Linked DNA regions of Homo sapiens: region 1 is linked to region 2. The links are chromatin loops, found by intact Hi-C in ENCODE. Cell type or tissue: CD4-positive, alpha-beta T cell. All regions are shown on one strand. Links, peaks and the distances in the headings refer to the core of each region. The heading gives the core; the rest is flanking DNA.

Evidence for each region. A loop is a pair of places that touch in the nucleus more often than their neighbours do. Peaks named below come from ENCODE experiments on the same cell type or tissue, not always from the same donor. Only the 100,000 strongest peaks of a DNase experiment are listed, where the experiment ranks them.
Region 1: it touches region 2 in a loop (2.3-fold over the local background); 8 of 110 quality-filtered maps call a loop at or near these places.

What each region holds. Positions count from the first base shown.
Region 1 is chr1:174,902,239-174,913,956 of GRCh38, reverse strand. The region is part of intron 19 of RABGAP1L (RAB GTPase activating protein 1 like); the gene reads right to left. Among named protein-coding and RNA genes, the nearest start is that of RABGAP1L-AS1, 46 kb to the left of the region's middle. RefSeq lists an enhancer at 11,560-11,718. In CD4-positive, alpha-beta T cell, for the core only: no CTCF peak of the experiment used is centred there; no DNase peak of the experiment used is centred there.
Region 2 is chr1:174,961,909-174,973,626 of GRCh38, reverse strand. It overlaps RABGAP1L (RAB GTPase activating protein 1 like), which reads right to left. Exons shown (of 26, transcript NM_001366446.1): 21 at 4,240-4,350. Among named protein-coding and RNA genes, the nearest start is that of RABGAP1L-AS1, 14 kb to the right of the region's middle. In CD4-positive, alpha-beta T cell, for the core only: no CTCF peak of the experiment used is centred there; DNase peaks (open chromatin) are centred at 4,706, 6,356, 8,356, 8,916 and 2 weaker places; H3K4me3 peaks cover 5,239 bases; H3K27ac peaks cover 6,274 bases.

The DNA of each region.
Region 1 (11,718 bases), core at 1,878-9,877, 60 kb after region 2:
TCTATCCTGGACAATAGTATGTATCTAAAGTCTAGGTATTTAAAGAGTGTTCCTCAAAGTTATTAAAGTTTTAGAATTTGTTTCTTTTGAGTGTTAAGATCTATTTTCTGAAACAATGAGTGGCCAGTCATTTTTATTGCATACAAACACTGGCATTAACACAGCACTAAGTAAAAATCTGTTCTTTTTCTTTTCCTATAATTACTCCATTGAAACTTTACAACAGTCATATAGTACAAAGAAACCCTTTGCAGACAGCTCATTTATAGAGAGAAGCTAAGTATTTATTTACTTGCTACTCAATTTAAAATACGACCATGGCAGGCAACCAACCAGGAGAAGAGCTAAAAGTTTGAAAGCACTGCCCTTTTCTCTACTATAGAAGTTACAGGGTCAAGCCTTGGAAAATTTCCACAAAATAAGGCTTTGCTAAACATATTTACCTTATCAGAAAGATTGTATCTCAAAAAAGTTACGTTTTTCTTCAGGCAAGACAAGAAAAACTGCCTGTCCTAATCGACAGTACACAGGGACAAACTTCTATCTCTAGAAACACAAGGTTTAGTGCTGCTACCCTTCTCACACAGCAATGATAAGCAAGGCAAAGGCTCTGGAGGAAACCATCAAAATCTGTATAGTTATATTGTTTTATTATATAGCTCTTAGAAATAAGCATGTAGAGGTCGGGCGCAGTGGCTCACACCTGTAATCCTAGCACTTTGGGAGGCCAAGGTGGGCAGATCACTTGAGGTCAGGAGTTCGAGACCAGTCTGGCCAATGTGGTGAAACCCTGTCTCTACTAAAAATACAAAAATTAGCCAGGCGTGGTGGCATACACTTGTAATCCCAGCTACTCGGGAGGCAGAGGTGGAAGAATTGCTTGAACCTTGGAGGCGGAGGCTGCAGTGAGCTGAGATTGTGCCATTGCACTCTAACCTGGGCGACAGAGTGAGACTTCATCTCAAAAAAAAAAAAAGCTAAAGAAATAAGCATGTAGACAGTAAACTATGCTGGATATCCCTACTTACAACCAAGAGTACTGTCTGTGCCATATATGATAAAGAGACAAAAGCTTTCACACAGTGCTACACAATAATTAAACTCTGGTTACTGGTGCTGCTTAATGAGGAGTATATCACATGATGATGGAATAAAAGCAATCAGAAGCTGATACTATTAAAATGGCACATATTTCAATAATTTTCAGGGTTTAAAAAGTTTAAAAACATATGACTACATATATCTGGATTAAATTTTACTGTTAAATGAATCCCTTTCTGACAATCTAAAAGAGACCAGAATTCAGTTATTTTCAACAAATTAGCCTCATCTAAGATTGACACACATTTTCCATATGAAATAAACTTATCAGATTAGACACAGCTGGCACTCTACCAGATTCACTTTGTGCCCTATTAATATGCACATGGTTATACTTTGCTTTTTAAGTCATAAGACATTTCTAGATATGAGTATGTTCTTTTCTGAGAATACTGAAACTTTGTGAAATTGGCTGGGTGCAGTGGCTCATCTGGCCTGCAATCCCAGCACTTTAGGAGGCCAAGGTGAGAGGATCACATGAGGCCAGGAGTTCAAGAACAGCCTGAGCAACAAAGTGAGGCCCCATTTCTACAAAAAAATGAAAAAGTTAGCTGGGCATGGTGGCATGCACTGGTAGTCCCAGCTACTCAGAAGGCTGAGGCAGGAGGATTGCTTCAGCCAAGAGTTCAAGGCTGCAGTGAGATATGTTAGCACCACCACTGCACTCCAGCCTGGGTGACAGAGAGAGACCCTGTGTCCAAAAATAAACAAACAAACAAACAAACAAAGGAATTTAATGAAATCAAAGACTATATATTTTTTTTCTGCTATTTCTTGTGATAAGGCATGATACATCCTAGCCACTTATAGACAGTTCCAGCTTATCCAATGATGAAACAAGTATCCAATTCTTTGGGCATATCTTTGAGTTACTTTAACAGGGCAATAGATGTGAGCTGATCTGTCCAGATTCTCTTGCTTGGTTCCTATTGCGTGACAAATGTGAGAGGCTACTGGCAGAGAAAAGTAGTAAAATCTACAGAACAGAACACAGTCATCTGTTTCATTTGGATATGGAGCATATCCAAAACTCTGAGAAGAGTTTAGAAATCACTGTTTCCACAGTCATCTTTATGGCCATTCTACGCCATCAAGGCAAGCATAGTGCAACTCTGGAAGCAATAAGCACCTCCTACTGCTCAGTCATGTGTCTCTATGTTCAGCAGCTTAGAAGAATCATAGGTTCAGCAAGGGAGCTTTAACTTCTATAACAATAATAATTAGATTACATATACGAGTATTTGAATGGGCTATATTTAACACCTTGAAATTTAATAAGATGGTGTCATTACTAACTAGATAATAGGCTCACAAAATTTATCTCCAGTCTCCTAAGCACATTCTCAGATTTTATAAGTTTTAGTGAAAAATCCCAAAATATCCTTTATAGGTGAATGGGACCCTATTTCATAGAAAGATAAAGCTTAGAAAATGTAACAAAGTTATTCAATTCACACAAATTTGCATTAAATTTAGCTATTATTTCTGTAAGTGTCAACAAAGCCGTTTGCACTCATTATTACATAAAGGTTTGCTTTCTTTAAAAAAAGCAAAAATAGTGAGACTTCAAGCAAGTTTAAAACTTTTTTAACAAAAACACTTTCTTGAAAGTGAAAAGACAACCTGCAAAACGGAAGAAAATATCTGTGTCATATAGCTGATAAGGATTTGCTGTCCATAATATATAAAAAAGTTTACTTGACAATAAAAATAAAAAAATTTAAAAATAGGTAAAAAATCTGAATAGATATTTCTCCAAAGAAGATATACAAATGGCTAATAAGCACGAGAAAAGATACTCAACATAATTAGTCATTAAGGAAATGCAATCAGAATCACAATGAGATGCCACTTTACACAAACTAGGATGGCTAGAATCAAAAAATGGAAAATAACATATGTTAGTGAAGAGTGGAGAAATTAGAACCTTCTGCATTGCTGGTGATAATGTAAAATGGTTGAGCTGCTGTGAAAACAGTATGGTGGTTCCTTAATAGTTAAATATAGAATTATGATTTAAGCAAGCAATTCCACTCCTAGGTATATACCCAAAATAACTGAAAACAGGGACTCAAACAGATACTTGCACAGATCGTCTCTGACTTACAATTATGATTTTTGTATGTTGATTTTGTATGCTGCAAGTTTACTGAATTTGTTTATCAGTTCTATCAGTTTTGTGGTGGTGTCTTTAGGTTTTTCTATGAGTAAGATCATGTCATCTACAAACAAGGCTAATTTGACTTCTTCCTTTCCAATTTGGATGTCCTTTATTTCTTTCCTTTGCCTAATTGCTGTGGCCAGGACTTCCACTGTTACGTTGAAAAAAAGTGGTATAAGTGGGCATCCTTGTCTTGTTCTGGTCCTAGGAGGAAAGGCTTCAACTTTTCCCAGTCAGTACAATGTTACCTGTGGGTTTGTCATTTATGGTCTTTATTATTGAGGTATAATAATTCCATTATTATTAAGGTACATAATCATTTCTTCTACTTCCATTTTGATGAGGGGCTTTATCATAAAGGGATGCTGAATTTTACCAAATGCTTTTTTGGCATCTATTGAAATAATCAAATGGTTCTTGTTATTGGTTCTGTCCATGTGATGTACCACACTTATTTATTTGCATATACTGAGCCCTCCTTGCATCTCCATCTCTTTGATGGGAGACTTTAAACTACAGCTTTGATCTCATTACTTGTTTGTTTGTGTTTTTTTTTGAGACAGACTCTCACTCTGTCACCCAGGTTGGAGTGCAGTCGCGAAATCTCAGCTCACTGCAAGCTCCGCATCCCAGGTTTACGCCATTCTCCTGCCTCAGCCTCCCAAGTAGCTGGGACTACAGACACCCGCCACCATGCCCAGCTAATATTTTGTATTTTTAGTACAGACGGGGTTTCACCGTGTTAGCTAGGATGGTTTCGATCTCCTGACCTCGTGATCTGCCCACCTCAGCCTCCCAAAGTGCTGGGATTACAGGCATGAGCCACCACACCCGGCTGATCTCACTACTTGTTATTGGTTTGTTGAAGTTTTCTATTTCTTATGGTTCAGTCTTGGTAGGTTGTATGTGTTCAGGAATTCCTCCACTTCTAGGTTTTCCAGGTTGTTCATAACAGTCTCTAACGATGCTTTGTATTTCTGAGGTTTCAATTGTTATATTTCCTTTTTTGTTTCTGATTTTATTGGGTCTTCTCTATTTTTTTCTCAGTCTAGCTAAAGTTTCGATTTTAACTTTCCATAAAAACCACTTTCACTTTGTTGATCTTTTCTATTGTTCTCATAGTTTTAATTTATTTTATTCCATTTCCATTTGTTTCAAAAAATTTTTAGGATGGGCACAGTGGCTCATGCCTATAATCCTAGCATTTTGGGAAGCCAAAGTGAGAGGATAGCTTGAGCTCAGCAGTTCAAGACCATCCTGAGCAACACAGTGATACTTCATCTCCACAAATATTTAAAAAAATCAGTCAGGTGTATGGTGGCACATACCTATAGTCCCAGCTACTTGGGAGGCTGAAGTGGGAGGATCACTTGAGCCTGGGAGGTAGAGCTTGCAGTGAGCTGAGATCATGACACTGCACTCAAGCCTGGGTGACAGAGTAAGACCTTCTCTCAAAAACAAACAAAAAAAAACCTTTTAAAAAATTTCCTTTTTAGTACTTTTTTTTTTTTTTTTTGAGATAGAGTCTCACTCTGTTGCCCAGGTTGGAGTAGAGTGGCGCGATCTTGGCTCACTGCAACCTCTGCTTCCTGGGTTTAAGAGATTCTCCTGCCTCAGCCTCCCAATTAGCTGGGACTACAGGCGCATACCACCATACCTGGTTAATGGTTTTTTTTTGTATTTTTAGTAGAGATGGGGTTTCACCATGTTAGCCAGGATGGTCTCGATCTCCTGACCTCGTGATCTGCCCGCCTCGGCCTCCCAAAGTGCTGGGATTACAGGTGTGAGCCACTGTGCCCGGCCCCTTTTTAGTACTTTCATTGACCCATTGGTTGTTCAAGAATATCTCGTGGCCAGGCGCAGTGGCTGACGTCTGTAATCCCAGCACTTGGGGAGGCCGAGGTGGGCAGATCACCTGAGGTTCGGGAGTTTGAGACCAGCCTGACCAACATGGTGAAACCCCATCTCTACAAAAAATACAAAAATTAGCCGGGTGTAGTGGTGGGCACCTGTAATCCCAGCCACTCAGGAGGCTGAGGCAGGAGAATTGCTTGAACCCAGGAGGCAGAGGTTGCAGTGAGCCAAGATCGCACCATTGTACTCCAGCCTGGGCAACAAAGTGAGACTCCCTCTCAAAAAAAAAAAAAAAAAAAAAAAGAATATGTTGTTTAACTTACTTATTTAATGTGTTTGTGTATTTTTGATGTTACAGATTTCTAGTTTTATTCCATTGTGGTTGGAAAAGATACTTGATATGATTTCTTTTTTAAAAAATATGTTCAGATTTGTTTTGTGGTCTAAGATATGGTCTATTCTGGGGAATATTCCATGTGCTGATGAAGAGAATGTGTATTCTGCAGCAGTTGGGTGAAATGTACTATAAATGTCAGGTAGGTCTATTAGATTTAGTGTGTAGTTTAACTCTACTGTTTCTTTGCTAATTTTCTGTCTGGATCATCTGTTACTGAGAGTGGGGCTTAAAATCCCCTACTATTACTGTATTGCAGTTTACCTCTCCTTTTAGATTTAACATCTGCTTTACATACTTGGGAACTCTGGTGCTGAGTGCAAAAATATACAATTGTTATATTCTCTTGCTTAATTGACCCTTTTATCATTATATAGTGACCTTGTCTCTTTTTACATTCTTTGATTAGTGTACTATTTTATCTGATATAATTGTAGCTATTCCTGCTCATTTCCAGTTGCATAGAATATATTTTCCCAACCCCTTCACATTAAGTCTATGTGTGTCTTGATAGGTGAAATGGGTTTCTTGAAGGCAGCATATAGCTGGGTCTTGTTTCTTTACCCATTCAGCCACTGTATGGCTTTTAATTGGAGAACTGAGACCATTTATACTCAGTGTTATTATTGATAAGTAAGGATTTACTAATGCCACTTGTTGCCTGTCTTGTGGTTGTTTTGAGACTCCTTTCTTTCTTCCTACCTAATAGGTAGTAAATTTGTTGCTTTTATTTTTAGTGAATCTATTATAGGTTTTTTGCACTGTGCTTATCATGAGAAAAAAAAGCATCTTATAGATATAACAAATTATTTTTAAAAGATGACAACATAGGGGCCAGGTGTTGTGGCTCATGTCTGTAATCCCAGCACTTTGGGAGGCCGAGGTGGGTGGATCATTTGAGTCCAGGAGTTTGTGACCAGCCTGGGCAACATGGCAAAACCATGTCTCTACAAAAAATACAAAAAAATGAGCCAGGTGTGGTGGCACACACCTGCAGTCCCAGCTACTTGGGAGGCTGAGGTGGGAGGATAACCTGAGCCCAGAAGGTCAAGGCTGCAGTGAACCATAATCATGCCACTGCAGTCCAGTCTGGGTGACAGATGAGACCCAATCTTAAAAAAAAATTAAAAAGACAACTTATCTTGGATCACAAATAAAAGAACAGAAACAGGCAAAATAAAAAAACATGACAAAATTCTACTCTGCCTCCCCCTTTTGACTTTCAGTTGTCTGATTTTATATATTTTTCATTATCTATCTCTTAACAGGCTGCTGTAGCTATTGTTACATGACAGTAACAGAGTATTTTGGGTTTATCCGTATACTTAATTTTACAAGTGGGTTTTATATCTTGAAAACTTTTTTTTTTTAACCCATTAGTGCTTTCTTCTTTCAAATGGGAAAGCTCCCTTTATTTCTTGTAAGATAAGCCCGGTGGTGGTGAATGATTCAGTTTTTACTTGTCTGGTAAAGATTTTATATCTCCTTCATATGTGAAGGATAGTTTTTCTGGGTACAGTATTCTTGAATGCAAGTTTTTTTTTTTCTTTGAGCACTTTGAAAATGTCACTTCATCCCCTCATGGCCTATATGGTTTTCCATTCAGAAGTCTATTGCCAGCCAAACTGGAGATCTTTCATATGTTATTTACTTCTTTTCTCTTGCTGCTTTTCAAATCCTCTCCTTATCTTTGATCTTTGAGAGTTTACTATATCCCTTGGGATATCTTATTTGGGTTGAATCTGTTTAGTGATCTCAGGCTTTCTTGTACCTGGAAAGTTTTCTATTACTATTATTATTATATTAATTTTTATTTTTTGAGATGGAATCTCATTCTGTCACCCAGGCTAGAGTGCAGTGGCGCCATCTCAGCTCACTGCAACCTCTGCCTCCCAGATTCCAGCAATTTTCCTGCCTCACCCTCCCCAGTAGCTGGGATTATAGGCATCTGCCACCACACCCCGCTAATTTTTGTATTTTTAGTAGAGATGGGGTTTCACCTTGTTGGTCAGGCTAGTCTCGAACTCCTGACCTCATGTGATCCGCCTGCCTTGGTCTCCCAAAATGCTGGGATTACAGGCATGAGCCAATGCACCCAGCCTATTATTATTTTTTGAATAAGCTTTCTAGGCTAGGCATGGTGGACACACCTATATTCCCAGCCCTTTGGGAGGTTGAATTGGGTGGATCACTTGAAGTCAGGAGTTCGAGACCAGCCTGGCTAACATGGTGAAACCCCGTCTCTACCAAAAAATAAAAAAATTAGCCAGGCGAGTTGGCACATGCCTACAGTCCTAGCTACTTAGGAGGCTGAGGTGGAAGAATGGCTCAAACCTGGGAGGCAGAGGTTGCAGTGAGTGGAGATGGGGCCACTGCACTCCGACCTGGGTGATAGAGTGAGATCCTGTCTCAAAGGAAATGAATAAGCTTTCTTCCCCTTCCTTGTTCTGCTTAGCTCCCTCTTGAACACCAGTAATTCTAAGATTTGGTCTTTTGAGGCAATTTTCTATATATTGTAGGCTATCTTTATTCCTTTTCATTCTTTTTCTTTATTCTCCTCCATGTATTTTCTTTTTTCTTTTTCTTTTTCTTTTTTTAGACAGAGTCTCACTCTGTTACCCAGGCTAGAGTACAGTGGCGCGATCTCAGCTCACTACAACCTCCACCTTGTGGGGTCAAGTGATTCTCCTGCCTCAGCCTCCTGAGTAGCTGGGATTTCAGGCACCCGGCACCATGTCCAGCTAATTTTGGTATTTTTAGTAGAGATGAGGTTTCATCACGTTGGCCACGCTGGTCTCGAACTCCTGACCTCAAGTGATCCACCCACCTTGGCCTCCTAAAGTGCTGGGATTACAGGCATGAGCCACCACACCCAGACTTCTCTGTGTATTTTCAGACAGTCTTTGAACTCACTGATTTTTTTTTTCCTCTGTTTAGTCCATTCTACTGTTGAGAGCCTTTAATGAAGTCTTCTGTTCAGGAAAGGTATTCTTTAGTTCTAAAATTTCCATTTAATTTTTTGTTATTTCAATCTTTGCTAAACTTCTCTGATAAATTTCTGAATTGCTCTTCTTTGTTATGATGGTGATCACTGAGTTTCCTTAAAATTGCCATTTTGAATGCTAGGTCACAGATCTTACAAATCATCACTTAAGGCTAGTGACTGAATTGTTGCTCTGTCTCTTTGGAAAGGTCATGGTTTTTGCACTGAAGGATTAGTTATTTATTCTAGTATTTGCATTGAAGAATTAGTTATTTATTTCAGTATTTTCTGTCTGGCTTGTTTTGTTTTTTATTAGATATAGTTCCTTAGCAAATCTTTACTACTAGGTCACTTCCTCCTTTTTGGCTCTTGTGGCACCTTAAAGCCCAGGTTCACCTTGACGCTAGTGCATGATTGGAGTGCTGCCTGTCCCAAACTAGGGAGTTCCCAAAGAGATTATCCCAGCAGTGTGAGAAGGCTGGCTAGAGGTTCCTGTCCAAGGAACCTATGAAATATACCACTCTCTTCTCATGCCTGTCATCCCAGCAAGTTGAGAGGCTGAGGTAGGAGGATACCTTGTGCCCAGGAGTTTGAGACCAGCCTTGGCAACATGGTGAGACCCCCGTCTCTACAAACAAATTTTAAAAATTAGCTGGGCATGGTGGCACCCACCTGTAGTCCCAATACTCAGGAGGCTGAGGTAGGAGGACTGCTTGAACCCAGGGAGTTGAGGCTGCAGTGAGCTGTGTTCACGCCACTGCATTCCAGCCTGGGTGACAGAGGAAGACACCCCTCCTCCCTAAAAAAAAAGAAAAGAAAAAAAGAAAGAAAGAAATGTACCTCCTATAGAATAGAGCTACTGAACAGCCACTTTTATGTGGCATCTCCTTTGGCCTAGTTACAAAGCAGAGTTTTCAGAGCTAGGGATGATAGTCCCATTTCTCCCCTTTGTCTGCCTGTCCTTGGGGGAATATTCCTCCCTTTAGGCAGTCATGATGCTTCCTGTGGGTTAAGGCAAGAACAGGTCTCCTGCCAGGTAACCCAGTATGGTGCGAAAAGATGGTTGATGGTCTCAATCTCTCTTTTTGTTTTAGAGACATAGTCTTGTTCAGTCACCCAGGCTGGAGTGCAGTGGTACAACCATAGTTCACTGGAACCTTGAACCCCCAGGCTCAAGTGATCCTCTCACCTTAGCCACCAAAGTACAGGGATTATAGGCATGAGCCACCACACCTGGCCTCAATCTCAGTTTTTCTAGTGTAGAAACTCTAAGTTGGGGAAAGATTTTCCTCAAGCTTATTGCCAGGCAGAATGGGGGAGAGAGCAGAACCTTGGATATGGAAGTTCAGTTCTCCTACTGACTGCTCAGAGTTGTTGCTAGCAAAAATCTTGGCGCTATATATTTGTTTTTGGTTTTCTGTGGGGGGAGGGGAGAGTGGAGGCAGCTTGCTTCCATGTCACCATTTTAAAATCAGAAATCTCCCTAGGAATTTTTTTTTTTTTTTTTTCTTTTGAGACAGAGTTTCGCTCTTGTTGCCCAGGCTGGAGTGCAATGGCGCGATCTCAGCTCACCAAAACCTCCACCTCACGGCTTCAAGCGATTCTCCTGCCTCAGCCTCCCAAGTAGCTGGGATTACAAGCATGCGCTACCATGTCCAGCTAATTTTGTATTTTTAGTAGGGATGATGTTTCTCCATGTTGGTCAGGCTGGTCTCAAATTCCCGACCTCAGGTGATCCACCCGCCTCAGCCTCCCAAAGTGCTGGGATTACAGGCGTTAGTACCGCACTCAGCCATGAAATTTTTTTATCCACTTCTTAACCACCTATATCCAGTGTTATATGGCTTTATATGATTTTATATTCAAATCCTAATGCTATACTGCTTTATATTATAATTCCAATTCATTTGCTGAGAATTCTCTTTCCCCATACCCCACATGAACATTTTATTTTCCCATATGCACTGTCATACATTACAAAGTCCATTGTCAAATACCCAAATAGAACAGCAGAATTTGTGGAAGGTCTGTGATAAAGAAAAATGCATTATCTGTATTAAAAGAAGTTTCTCTTTATATTATCACATTCCACTCATAATCTGAAGACAAAGGCTCATGTATTTCACCAGATGCACATTTCATAAACCCAGAGTTGTAATGGGACAACTCCAGCTACAGAATGATCTGTATTTCTATGGCATATCTGGGCATTGAAGCTTTAGGCACCCAGGTGAAGGCAAATGGCTTTGGAAGGATATTTACACTTATGGTACTTGTGTGTCTTGGAATTCTAGGAAGTTTCCCAAACTCTCCAGGAAACAAGAATTGGTCTGTTGCCTCTATATCTCTAATATACAGGATTATTTATTTTAGAAGATGCACACAATGGAAAAAAAATTACAGCTGCTGAATTTGAAATATAAATCCCAGCTTTGTCACTGAGTCCTGATGTCTTAGCCAGTTTCCTTAACTTCCCATAACCTTAGTTTCCTCACCTTTTAGATTAGCTTCAGAGATCAATCCAAGATGGCCGATTAGAAACAGCTGTGGTCCATTACACTCATGGAGACGAATGAAAAAGGAAGAGTGAATTCAGCACCGAAATATCCAGGTGGTTACACTGGGACTGACTAGGCAAACCACCTGACCCAGAGAGAACAAAGAAAAGTAGTGTGGGGCAGGCAGGGCAGTGACAGCCCACCCAGGAGTGGCATAGAGCCAAAAGAAACTCCACCCCCAGCCAAGGGAAACAGTGATTGTGCAACCCCACCTGGGAAACCACACTTCTCCCACAGATCTTTGCAACTCACCTATCAGGAGAGTCCCCTCATGAGACCATGCCAACAGGGCCTTGGGTCTGATACACAGAGCTATGTGGAGTCACGGCAGAGTAGCCACTTAGGTACATGCAGAGACCCAGGAGTTTTAAATACACCAGCCCCAGGATTCCCAGAAAGGTGGGAAATCCATCTGTATATATCCCTAGGAAGGGAGCTGAATCCAGGGAGTCAAGCAGCGACGTTCTGTGGGCCCCACTTCCACAGCACCTCACAAGTTAAGACCGACTGGCGTGGAATCCCAGCCAGCCAATGGCAGTGGATTAGAGTCCATCAGAGACAACTCTGAGTTCCTGGGGGGGAGAGGCAGCCACCACCTCTATGGTTCAGTCAAGTCAGCTGCTCTAGTCTGCCAGCTATGGAGAATATAGGTGGTCCAAACAAGGAA
Region 2 (11,718 bases), core at 1,630-9,629:
GGTCACCTGAAGCCAGGAGTTCGGGATCAGCCTGGCCAACATGGTGAAACCCCGTCTCTATTAAAAATACAAAAATCAGCCAGGCATGGTTTTGGGCACCTGTAATTCCAGCTACTCAGGAGACAGAGGCAGGAGAATTGCTCGAAACCAGGAGATAGAGGTTGCAGTGAGCCAAGATCGCACTATTGCACTCCAGCCTGGACTACAGGGCTAGACTGTCTCAAAGAAAAAAAAAAAAAAAAGAAATGAAAGAAAAAGAAAAGAAAAGGGGGAAAAACACTTCCCCGAGGAATTTTTTTCAAAAACACCTAAATGTTTATGCTAAGAAGACCTATTATTTTTATTTGCACATTTTCTGCTGAACAGTCTTCATTAGGTCAAGATTAAGGCAACTTCACTTATTTCTACTGTTACCATATACAACATCTGCAGCAATTGTTGTGGGTCCTATAGGGAAGAGTCCAGTTTTCCAGGAAGCTTAATTCACAGTTTCTCCTCTTATGTTAAACAGAAAAGTAGGAGCAATTGTTCTGTTCATCAAAGTAGGGCCAGATCTGAAATAACTTGAGTATCCCTCTAACAGTGGTCTTTTGAATTTTTGTACAGCCAACCACTATACCTCACTTAAGTAGGAATTAATTTTAATGTTAATGAATGAAATGCTAAACACAAATTCTACCTTTGAGCCCAAATTATAAAGCCTTTCAAATTCTACCTTTGAGCCCAAATTATAAAGCCTTCACCATAATTTTTTTTTTTTTTTTTTTTTTTTTGAGACAGAGTCTCGCTCTGTCACCCAGGCTGGAGTACAATGGTGCGATCTTGGCTCACTGCAACCTCCACCTCCCAGGTTCAAGAGATTCTCCTGTCTCAGCCTCCCTAGTAGCTGGGATTACGGGCGCATGCCGCCACACCTGGCTAATTTTTTGTATTTTTAATAGAGACTCGGTTTCACCGTGTTCCCCAGGCTGGTCTCGAACTCCTAAGCTCAGGCAATCCACCTGCCTCGGCCTCCCAAAGTGCTAGGATTACAGGCGTGAGCCACTGCACCAGACAGCCTTCACCATAATTTGATAAGATTGAAACACTGTCATTATCAAGTCTAAATACTTAACAATATCTTATAATGTCTCATTGATACTGAAAGTTCTAATTGCAATCTAAGGCTTCTGCTATATATGTATGAGAGAAACAAGCATTGCAATGTGTGATTTAATCATGAATCAACCAATAACCTCAGAAAAGACTCAGCCCTAATATCAGAAATGAGGATCTCTGATAAATGATTTCTGAAAGAACTAACCAGGCCAGTTGTTCAACTTAAAATAAAACAAAATAATTTTCCACTTAGTCCATGTAGCTTCTGGTCTAACAGAACTTGCTATGGTGAGAGGGAACCTAGACCCCTGGTCCTCAGCAGGACAGTACTAATCATGTCTCTTCTCTTTTGTTCCTTGCAAATAGGGAAGGACAGGAAAGGCCTGAAAGCAGATAGCAAACAGAAACTGAAATGGAGATGTTGCACCTTTTTTTCACTTCTAATCACTGAGAAATCTTTATTTAAGGAATCCGAGAGAGGGCGAGTTCTCAAGAGAGGAAGGCTCTGCCAGAGGGAAAAGCTGAAGAGCCTTTGGTGCCCAGGAAGCCTGAAATTAGCACTAAAATGGTCAGAGTAAGAAATGATTTATTTTTGCAAAGAACCTAATTTCCTAATTAGTGTTTGTTTGCTTACATATTGTCTTAAATACAATCTACTTTTATATTTGTTTAAAGTTTGCCAGTGTTTTGCTATTTTAATTAAGAGATCTGATTTTCATGAACTGGGAATGGGAAAGTACTGGGCAAACTAGGTGAAGGCCTGCAAAGCCAGTACTTTTCACTCTCAGGCTAGGGCCCTTCCTAGAAGACTGGTGGGGCAGGTCACTTCAACTGCAGGGACAGCTTTTTGGTAAGCAAATAAACCCCAATGAGGAGGAAACTGCAAAATCAGAAGTTAGGAGGAAATATGCATGAAACAGCAGTTTTTATTCTTTCATCTAGATTCTTTCATCTAGATAAAAAGCTCCCAAAGGGAGGGTCCAGGTCATATTTACTTTTCTTAAAAGAGAGGGAAAGAGAGTCAAGGAGGGAAGAGAGAAGGCAGAGGAAGAATGAAGGTCTGATGGAACCTTTTCTTCAGGGGCTGTTCTAGCACTCACATCATGAGCTACCCTGGTACTCAATAATCAATTACTTCAGGAATACCTATAATGGCAGTCACTCCAGACTGACTCACATAAAGGGTTCTCTTGGTGAAGAAATGATTTTTAAGATAATAATTTTTTTCTGATTATTAAAGTTATATATATTATTTAGTATTATATTCATATATAATATGCATATTATAATGTTCATTATTTTTCTGATTTTTAAAAGTTCCAATGCTCATTTTTAGTTAACCTATGGTGGTTAAGTAATTTAGGGTCTTTCTATAAATTCTAAATGGGAAAAAACTATAAAGATGAATATAAAAATTATATTTAATCTTATCACCCAGAGATACCTAGCAGTAACATTTTGATGTATTTCCTTGTGGGCTTCTTCCCTATCTAGGTATACTATGGTCCCCTTCCCTATAGGATGACCCAATGCCAGCCAGTAGCCCTTGAAATTTAGATGCAAACATTATAAATGTTTACTGTTTACAGAAAAAAAAAAGTATTTTTTAAAAAAATACTTTATCATTATTTTCCCATTAACAAAAATTATTCCAGAAAGACATTTTACAGTCAAACTGTCATTCTCCCCTACTAGTGAACATAGATAAAATAATATTTCTATTTTTCATTCTTATAAGTAACACTGCAGTAAACAACCTTGTATATACATTTTTTTTAAACAGATCTTTTTTTTTTAGGATAGCTTTACAAGTCAGAGGATCTCTAGTTTCCTCATCTATATAGTTTCCTCATTCATGAAATGGAGGATTAAAATAATAACTGCTTCCTGGAGTCATTAGGGAGATTAAATGAGATGATGTTTATAAATTGCTTTATTTAGTGCTTGGCACATAGTGGGTACATAGTAAAATTTAATTTTATTATTGCTTAAACCTTTTAACGTCTTAACACATATTACCAACTACATTTGCCAAACAACTTTGAAACTCTCCTTAGCTCATTTCACTGCATCCCCACTGAATCCAACTGTTTAAAAATTGTTTCATTTAGTCAGCCATCATAAGAAAATTATTAATGGATAAAAGATTCAAAATGGCAGAATCAAGTGTGAATCAAGACCATTTGGAAAGTTAACATAGAACCAAGACTTTCATTATAGCACTGACTTATCTCAACAGTCTCATGAATACAAAAATATGACCACTGAGGTAAGGCTGAATTGACCCTGATTGAATGGAGATCCGGCTACCTTCTTTGGTTCTGACTCTCCTAGTCACATATTTCTCATACCACTTCTCACAGCTTCCAAATGGGTGGGCTGAATGAGGTTTGTGGTTAACAGGGCCACAACTTTTTAAAAAACCATTCTCTGGGCAGCTTTTTCTACCTTCCATATCCTGTGTCCCAAACAACACAGTTTTTGTTTTTGTTTTTGAATTCCCTTTAGTGCCAGCTCTCTCAGCTACATCTAACATTTAATGAACACATACTATCGAAGTGTTTTACTTATTTAATTGTTATATCATCTCTATGAGATAGACACCTTTTTATACCTATAGACAGCTTAAGAACTGTCCAGGGTCATATGGTTCACAGTGGTGGTGCCAGCATTCACAATCAGGCAGTCTGGCTCTCAGCCACTCAGATGCCTATCAATCTAACAATCCAACTCTTAATGTAGGTACTTCATGTAAAAGTTCACATTTATTATGGAGAATAATTCTTACTGGAACAAAAAGTAAGGCATCTACTGTTAGAGTGGCATTAGTACAGGCATATTCTTGGTGACTGATGTTCTCAGATAATTATGCTGACAGCCATTGGTTCAGGAAAGGTATCAACAAAGACATAACAGAGTTTAGAGGTATAAAGAAAGTATGTCACACATGCTATTTAGAAATGACCCAAACCTTTCTCAAAGGCTTATGTTTTCCATGGTCTCCAATTAACAGACTGTCCCTGCCACTTGTCCATTCCTCAAGAACAAAGTCAAGAACAAAGCAAGTTTGTGGGGGCGGTGATGAGGGCAAATCGGTCTTTGCCCTGAGGAAGTCATCACAGTCTCATTTCTAAGGATTACCTGATCCAAGTCATTCCGTAGAGCAATTTTGCTTGTTACTAGTTCATGGGCAAGGTCATCATTCTCTTGTTCCAACCTCATGCTGGCCTCCTGTAATCTTCGGTTCTCCCTCTGCAGAAGAACAATAGCCAGAGGTGGGCATTAGTGTCTGGACATACAGAAACGAACAGAACTGGTGAGGAAAAACAAGCAACAAAGTGAACTTTCAAAGGTGTAAAAAGGAGAAGGCGCAAGTGGCACAGGAAGGCAGGATTGCTGTCTGGGAAACAACAGTGAGTTTAGCTAGCAATGCAGATGCGGTTCTCTACCCGGTGAAACTGGTCCCTTAAACTCTCAAGATGGAACTTCATTATAAAAAATGTGCCACAAAGAACAAACTTTCTGAGCATATCCCCCCCAATCCTGTGAGGTTTTTACATAGATCTAGAACACAGACACAAACAATTCTTTATTTGAAACATGCACGGTAGTCTCACCCTTGACCTCAAGAGAAACCACAAGACACAGTAGGAATGAAACAGGGGAAAACCACCAGACATTTCTTCAAATTGTTTTTCTAAGACAGGGTTCATATTGAGTATATTTAAGAGCTCTAAATCAAGAATCATGACACATGGGTTCATGACTTTGCTAACAGCTGACATTTTTATTCTTTGAGTAAGAATATATTTACTTTTCTGAACACCTATTTTTGTGTGAGAGCAACAGTCATAAGATATCTAGTTTTTTTGTTTTTTAAAAAATTTCAGATTAAAACATTCTGGGTAAAATAAATTACTGAGGATTTCTGCTCCCAACCTTGAAAAATCTGAAACAAAGTTACATGATAAAAAAACAAACAAAAAAACGAAACAAACAAACAAACAAAAAGAAAGAAAAAAAAAAAACCAAGTCACTAATTCTTATGAAGCAAGGCCTTTCCTTAACTAAACACTATGAACTTGGTATGTTCACAACTATTTTCAGAATAGCTATTTCATGTCTTCCATTCCAAAGTATCAAAATTGCTTTCTTTGCTACTGTTAACAGTTATAGGAGATTCAAAAGAGAGCTGACAGGAAAGACTAATGTCATGAGACCTTCCTGTTTTTCAGATTTACACGTCTAACAGTGTTTTCTGCAAAGGTGGCAAAAACTCAGACAAAGCAGTGACAAAAAACTAGAAGACAAATATATGTTTTGGAAGATAGTTTATCATAGCATACCAGGTAATGTGAAGTTAATTGTATCTTCTATATAACAACCTGGTGTTTGTTATATTGAAAGAGAAGACAATTTCTTTCTTTTTCCTGTTTTTTAAAACAAGGGCTAAGAAACACATGGTAAGGGCAAAGTCTGAGGCTTTCACAGAGGCAGAGGATCCATAAACAGGGAAGGCTGTCAGAGAAGTTAAAGGACAAAACCGCACCTTGATTATACCAGCCACCAGGGCCCATTTCTGTCTTTTTTTTTTTTTTTGGAAAAAAATAAGAATAGTTGGAGAATGTTAAAACATTATTGAAAAACATATCGACTAAAAAAGATAAAAACAATCCCAAATCACTTTAATACTTTAAATAAATTCACAATAGAATTCTACTCAGTGTTAAAATACTGGAGAAGGCTGGGTGCAGTGGCTCATGACTGTAATCTCAATACTTTGGGAGCCTGAGACCGGAGGATTGCTTGAGCCCAGGAATTCAAGACCAGCCTCAGCAACATGGCAATACCCCATCTCTACAAAAAAATTTTTAAAAATTAGCTGGGTACAGCTGGGCACAGTGGCTCATGTCTGTAATCCCAGCACTTTGGGTGGCTGAGGTGGGTGGACCACTTGAGGTCAGTTCAAGACCAGCCTGGCCAACATGGTGAAACCTCATCTCCACTAAAACAAAACACAAAAATTAGATGGGTGTGGTGATACACACCTGTAATCTCAGCTACTCGGGAGGCTGAGGCAGGAGAATTGCTTGAACCTGAAAGGCAGAGCTTGCAGTGAGCCAGAATTGCACCACTGCACTTCAGCCTAGGTGACAGAGTTAGTGAGACTCCATCTCAAAAAAAAAAAAAAAAAAAAATTAGCTGGGTGGTGTGGTGTGCACACATGATCCCAGCTACTGGGGAGGCTGAGGTTGGAGAATCACTTGAACCCAGGAAGTCAAGGCTGCAGTGAACTATGATCATGCCACTGCACTCTAGCCTGGGTGACAGAGTGAGAACCTGTGTCAAAAAAAAAAAAAAGAAAGAAAGAAAATATAATAACAGGAAATGCTTACGCTGCCTTCCTTGTAGGGGGGAAAAAAACCCCAATAAATAATTGGAGAATCTCATTGTAACAATATAAACAACCAATATTAACTGTAGGTAGTGAATTTTCTTTATTGTTGTCCTTGTTCTTTTAAAAATGTTTTCAAGTTTTCTACAATGAATATATATTTGTAATAGGATTTAAAAAATAGTTTTATTAAGAAAAAAAGGAATTCAGAATTTTAATTCCATTGGAAGGGATAAGATGCCAAAATGAGAAAAAAAAATTTAAGTCCACTTCTGTTAGAAGGTCATATTCTACACAAAACCATATTGGATCCTCCTTTTTGACCAAGATATAATGTAACCCCTCAGAAGTGGTGCCTTGTGAGGAACTCTTTCCCTAGATGTTCCTGAGAAGACTGTGAATGCTCTTGTAGAGGCAACTTGTACTCATCAGATTCTGTCTGTTCCCCTCAATCTACAGAAGTTACACCCTCCCACAGAAGCATAATAAATGTGGAGACTAAAAAACAAATTTCTAAAAAGCCAGAGCTTCTACAATGAAATCTTTGAATCTTTGCCTAAGCAACACAATTTCTAGCAGGGGCTGGAGAGTTAGCCTTTATTTCTGATATATCTATTACTCCTTTTCATGGAAAAAAAACATATAGGAAACTTAGATTAAAAAAAAAGATTTGAGAAGCTTTTTCAATAAATTTCCTCCCAGCCAGGAAAGAGTAACAATACCAGCACAATTTCAACATGACATATTTCACAATGCAGGCTGCTTAGCCAGGGAAGAGATTTTTCTCATTTCTTGATAAATATCTTCAAGAAACTAAGATAAGACTACTTCAATAGGTATTCCTGAGTTAAGTATCCTATTGCTATTGAAATTGTACTTGTATAACCCCAAAGTACAAAAAGCTCCCTCGACTATTATGTACATTACATTCATTTGGCACAAGTGAAAATGTTGCCACTACCAGTTTTTCAGGTTACAATTACATGCTTAGAATTGAGTTAAAGTAACCTCCAAGTAAAGTCATAGGATGTTCATGGAAAAGTACTTTGTTCAAGTATTTAGAAATCATACCAGGTAGCTACTTCACTGTTGATTAGAGATAAATGTCTGATGGATTATCTGTTATATAAGAAAGAGGTGTGAGTTCAGCTGAAATTCTGACTAGTAACTTCTCATTACAATGACTGTTGCAACTGAAACCCTTCCTTACAGACACACAGCTAAAGGGGCAAGGGCAAGGGTGGGAAAAGATTTGGGAGAAACTGAGTGTCTCAGAGTCCCTGCAAAGCAAAATAGCCTAGAGGGCACGCCTACTGGCTTTTGCTTTAGCAAGAAGCTTCAATTTAGTGTCTGCAAAGCAAGCAGCACAGTGGGAAGTGTCAGACTCCTGCTCTGCACTCACAGACAAGTGGGAAAGCAAGCTACGGGGCCAAAAATGCAGTATCATCCTCCAAAGTATGAACCCAGGGTGAGTGCTACTGAGCACTACAGTGAGACCCTGCTACTGAGATGGAGATTTTCTACAAAGAACTTGCCCACACTTACCTACTGAGGGCTAAACAGAGCTTATATTAACGTGGCTGTCTTTTACAGTTCTTCTCAAGGAGCCAAAACTGTTTTCAATACTGACCAATTCTAGAAAAAGTTTGCCTGTATACTAGAATGGAGAAGAGAGTTTGGTTTTGATGGTCTTGGAAAAGGCAGTAACCCTGCTTGGTTCATTTTGAAATGTTGACAAGGGTTGCCCATGGAAGACAGACTTAAAGTCAGCCCCAATAACCTCAGTCAGCCCAGAGAAATTCACATGCTGTAAGTTTGCACAAGCAGATGTGCTAAATGCTCAAAGCCTGTAAACAAAACAGGCAAACTGGCTCCCTCTTGCCTTTCAGAAAAGATTACAGGAGACACTGCTTACATAACTCTTAAAACTCACATCACACTGTCTGAAACATATACTCCCCATCTCACACAACTGACACCGTTTGAACAAAAAGCAGATAACAACTGTCCTCATAGTTTCACCCCTTATGGATAGGAGATGTACAGCTGGGAAAGTTTGGTTAGTAACTTTTGGGAGGAGGATACTGCATTTTTCAAAGAGACAGACACTGATGTTACAGACATACATAGATTAAAAAAAAAACTTACCTCCTCAAAAGTCATAGACCAACTACTGTTTTCAATCATAGGTACAAAGACAATTAAAAAAAAAGAATATCCAATGAAATTGAACACCTACTAAAATATTTATGAAATGGCAATAACAAAAACAGACACTTCTTAATGCTCTTTTGCTTTTCCTTTGAGTGTCATATAACTCTAAGTTCTCTCTGTGACCGCAAACATTCAATGGAACAAAGATACTTGAGGTAGCCAGTGGGCAAGTCTCAACTCAGGAAGACTCATATCTTCAAACTCCTCCCTCTCCACATTGCTGTTTACAGTTTGCATGAATGACTAAAATGCTGTATGTGGGACTATTAAGGAACTACGGTGTGAGGTGTTGATACTGTGTTGTTAAAGCTGGGTGGAAGGAACTTCCTTATATGACAAGGTCAGAAATCTTGCAAAATAGTTCATCTTCAGACAAAAGAATGAAATTGCTGGGCAGGGCAATGCAAAAGAAAAATGGATCCTGGATCTCATGTGTACCTGGGGGCTGAAGTCTGGGTGAAGCGGTTCAAGGGATTGTGAACGTCATTTATTTCAAGATGAGAAACCAGAGAAATGTGAACTGTTAATTAAAAGTAAAGAAACTAAGCTTTAAAGGAAAAAATGACGAGGAGGGAGGCGGCTTTATAAACCCTAGCTCAATATTTTGGGTGTTGTCTGCTGCTATGATGAATTCTTGGCACATGCTTTTAAAGACTTTTAAGGGTCAGGAGAAAATGTTTTCCTAAAAGACTCAGTGCAAATTTATTAGCAACAACACACTCAACTCTCACATATTTTCTTTTGGATACCTCTTTTAAAAGAGTTGACAGCTATCATATTCAAGTTTTCAAATGCCTACAGATAAAATGTTTAAATATCTATGTTGTCCATAATGAAGATCTGAGAAAGAAAATATGGATATTTGAAGGTTTTGTGCTTCCCTCCTTTACTCATCACATCCAATTTTATCTTTGTAGTGGAAAATTTCAAATTTTTAAATGTCAAACTAAAAACAAAATCTTGTCAGTGATAAATGACAGCTGGCCAAACAGACTGCATTTCTTTCAGCGCTTAAAAAACTATCTTAGGTTATACTCTTGCACAGGGGTCAGCAAACTTCTAGTGTAAATTGCCAGAAAGTAACTATATTAGGCTTTGCAGGTCGCATGGTCTATGTTGAAATTTCTCAACTCTACAAATGTCATACAAAACCAGCCATACACTATAAATAAATAAACAGGTGTGGTTGTGTTCCAATAAAACTTGGTTTACAAAAACTGGCAGTGAGCCAGATTTGGCCTATAAACCACAGTCTGCAGATCCTTGCTCTACTCTAGTACACAAATCAAATTTTCAAAAAGCAGATGCATTCTAGATGATATAGAAACATATTAGTGTCAGGTAATTTTCTCAGTAATACTTAAACAGAAAAGAAAACTTTCTAAAAATTAATGAAAGTTTCTTGAAAACTCTGAAGATCACCAGTAAACATACTAGAAATTCTTAGTGTTCCTAAAGCATATTCTTCCCCCAAGGGTTAAGTATAAGGGACTCTAGCAGACCAGCATTGTTAGAAATCGCCCACTCCTTATTAGCTATATTGCTTGAGAAGCCAAAAGGATTTAGTTTTGCATCTTCACCATCCTATAACAATGAACTCTCTGGATTATCCAAGCTCAAAGAGAAAGTGGAAGACTTCTGAAGTTTATCATTAAGTTATCATAGGCATATATAAACCATCCTTGTGTCTATTACTATTCCTTAAAAGCACATTATTTCATAACATACTATTTCCAAAAGCCAACACAGTTTTTGGGATATGAAAAAATAATAAAATGTAAGTTTATTTGCTATGGCAGAAAAAAAATTTTTTTTTTTTTTGAGACGGAGTCTTGCTCTGTCACCCAGGCAGGAGTCCAGTGGCACGATCTCTGCCCACTGCAACCTCTGCCTCCCAGGTTCAAGAGGTTCTCCTGCCTCAGCCTACTGAGTAGCTGGGACTACAGGTTATGTGCCACCACACCCAGCTAATTTTTGTATTTTTAGTAGAGACAGGGTTTTACCATGTTGGCCAGGTTGGTCTTGAACTCCTGACCTCAAGTGATCCACCTGCCTTGGCCTCCCAAAGTGCTGGGATTACAGGTGTGAGCCACCACACCCAGCCAGAAAAACATTTTTCAAAGATGGATTCACTTATCTTGACTCCCCTGAGTAAGAAAGGGTCCAACAGTTTTTTTAAAAAGTCTACTCCCTCTTTTTTATAGGTAAGAAATGTATACTAATTTAAACTTTTATTTGTCAAGTTTAAAAGAAATGTGAAAATTACTCTAAACTATTGCATTAGATATTTAAGGATGGCAAAAAAGTACAATTAAGCTTTATTTCAAATATTTCATTTGTATTATTTTTACTATGCATAATAGCTTAATTTGAAATTACATGTAGGAGCAATTGCTCTACAAAAACCAGTATGTGCAAGAAAAAACTCTGTGGAAACATAGAGGAATCATTTTCTTTGTTTAAATTACATTTTGATTTTAAAAATTACTTTGTTTAATCTCAAGAATGAGGTTAAACATTCTAAATTTAATTGTACTGAACATGGATAAGACACTTCAATTAGAAATTATGTATTTATAATAATGTCTGTGTCCCAAACCCAAGAGAGTTTAAGCATTCCAGATTCTTTTAGTATTTTCCCATCTAGAACAGGTAACCTTTATTATGCTTTGGGAGATTCACTGAATTTAATTAACTAGCTGTGTGTGTGTGTGGGGGGGGGGTGTATTTTTATTTTTATTTTTTGAGACGGAGTCTCACTCTGTCGCCCAGGCTGGAGCGCAGTGGCGTGATCCTGGCTCACTGTAAACTCCGCCTCTTGGGTTCACACCATTCTCCTGCCTCAGCCTCCCAAGTAGCTGGGACTACAGGTGCCCACCACCACGCCTGGCTAATTTTTTTTTATATTTTTATTTATTTATTTTTTAGTAGAGATGGGGTTTCACCATGTTAGCCAGGATGGTCTCGATTCTCCTGACCTTGTGATCTGCCCACCTCTGCCTCCCAAAGTG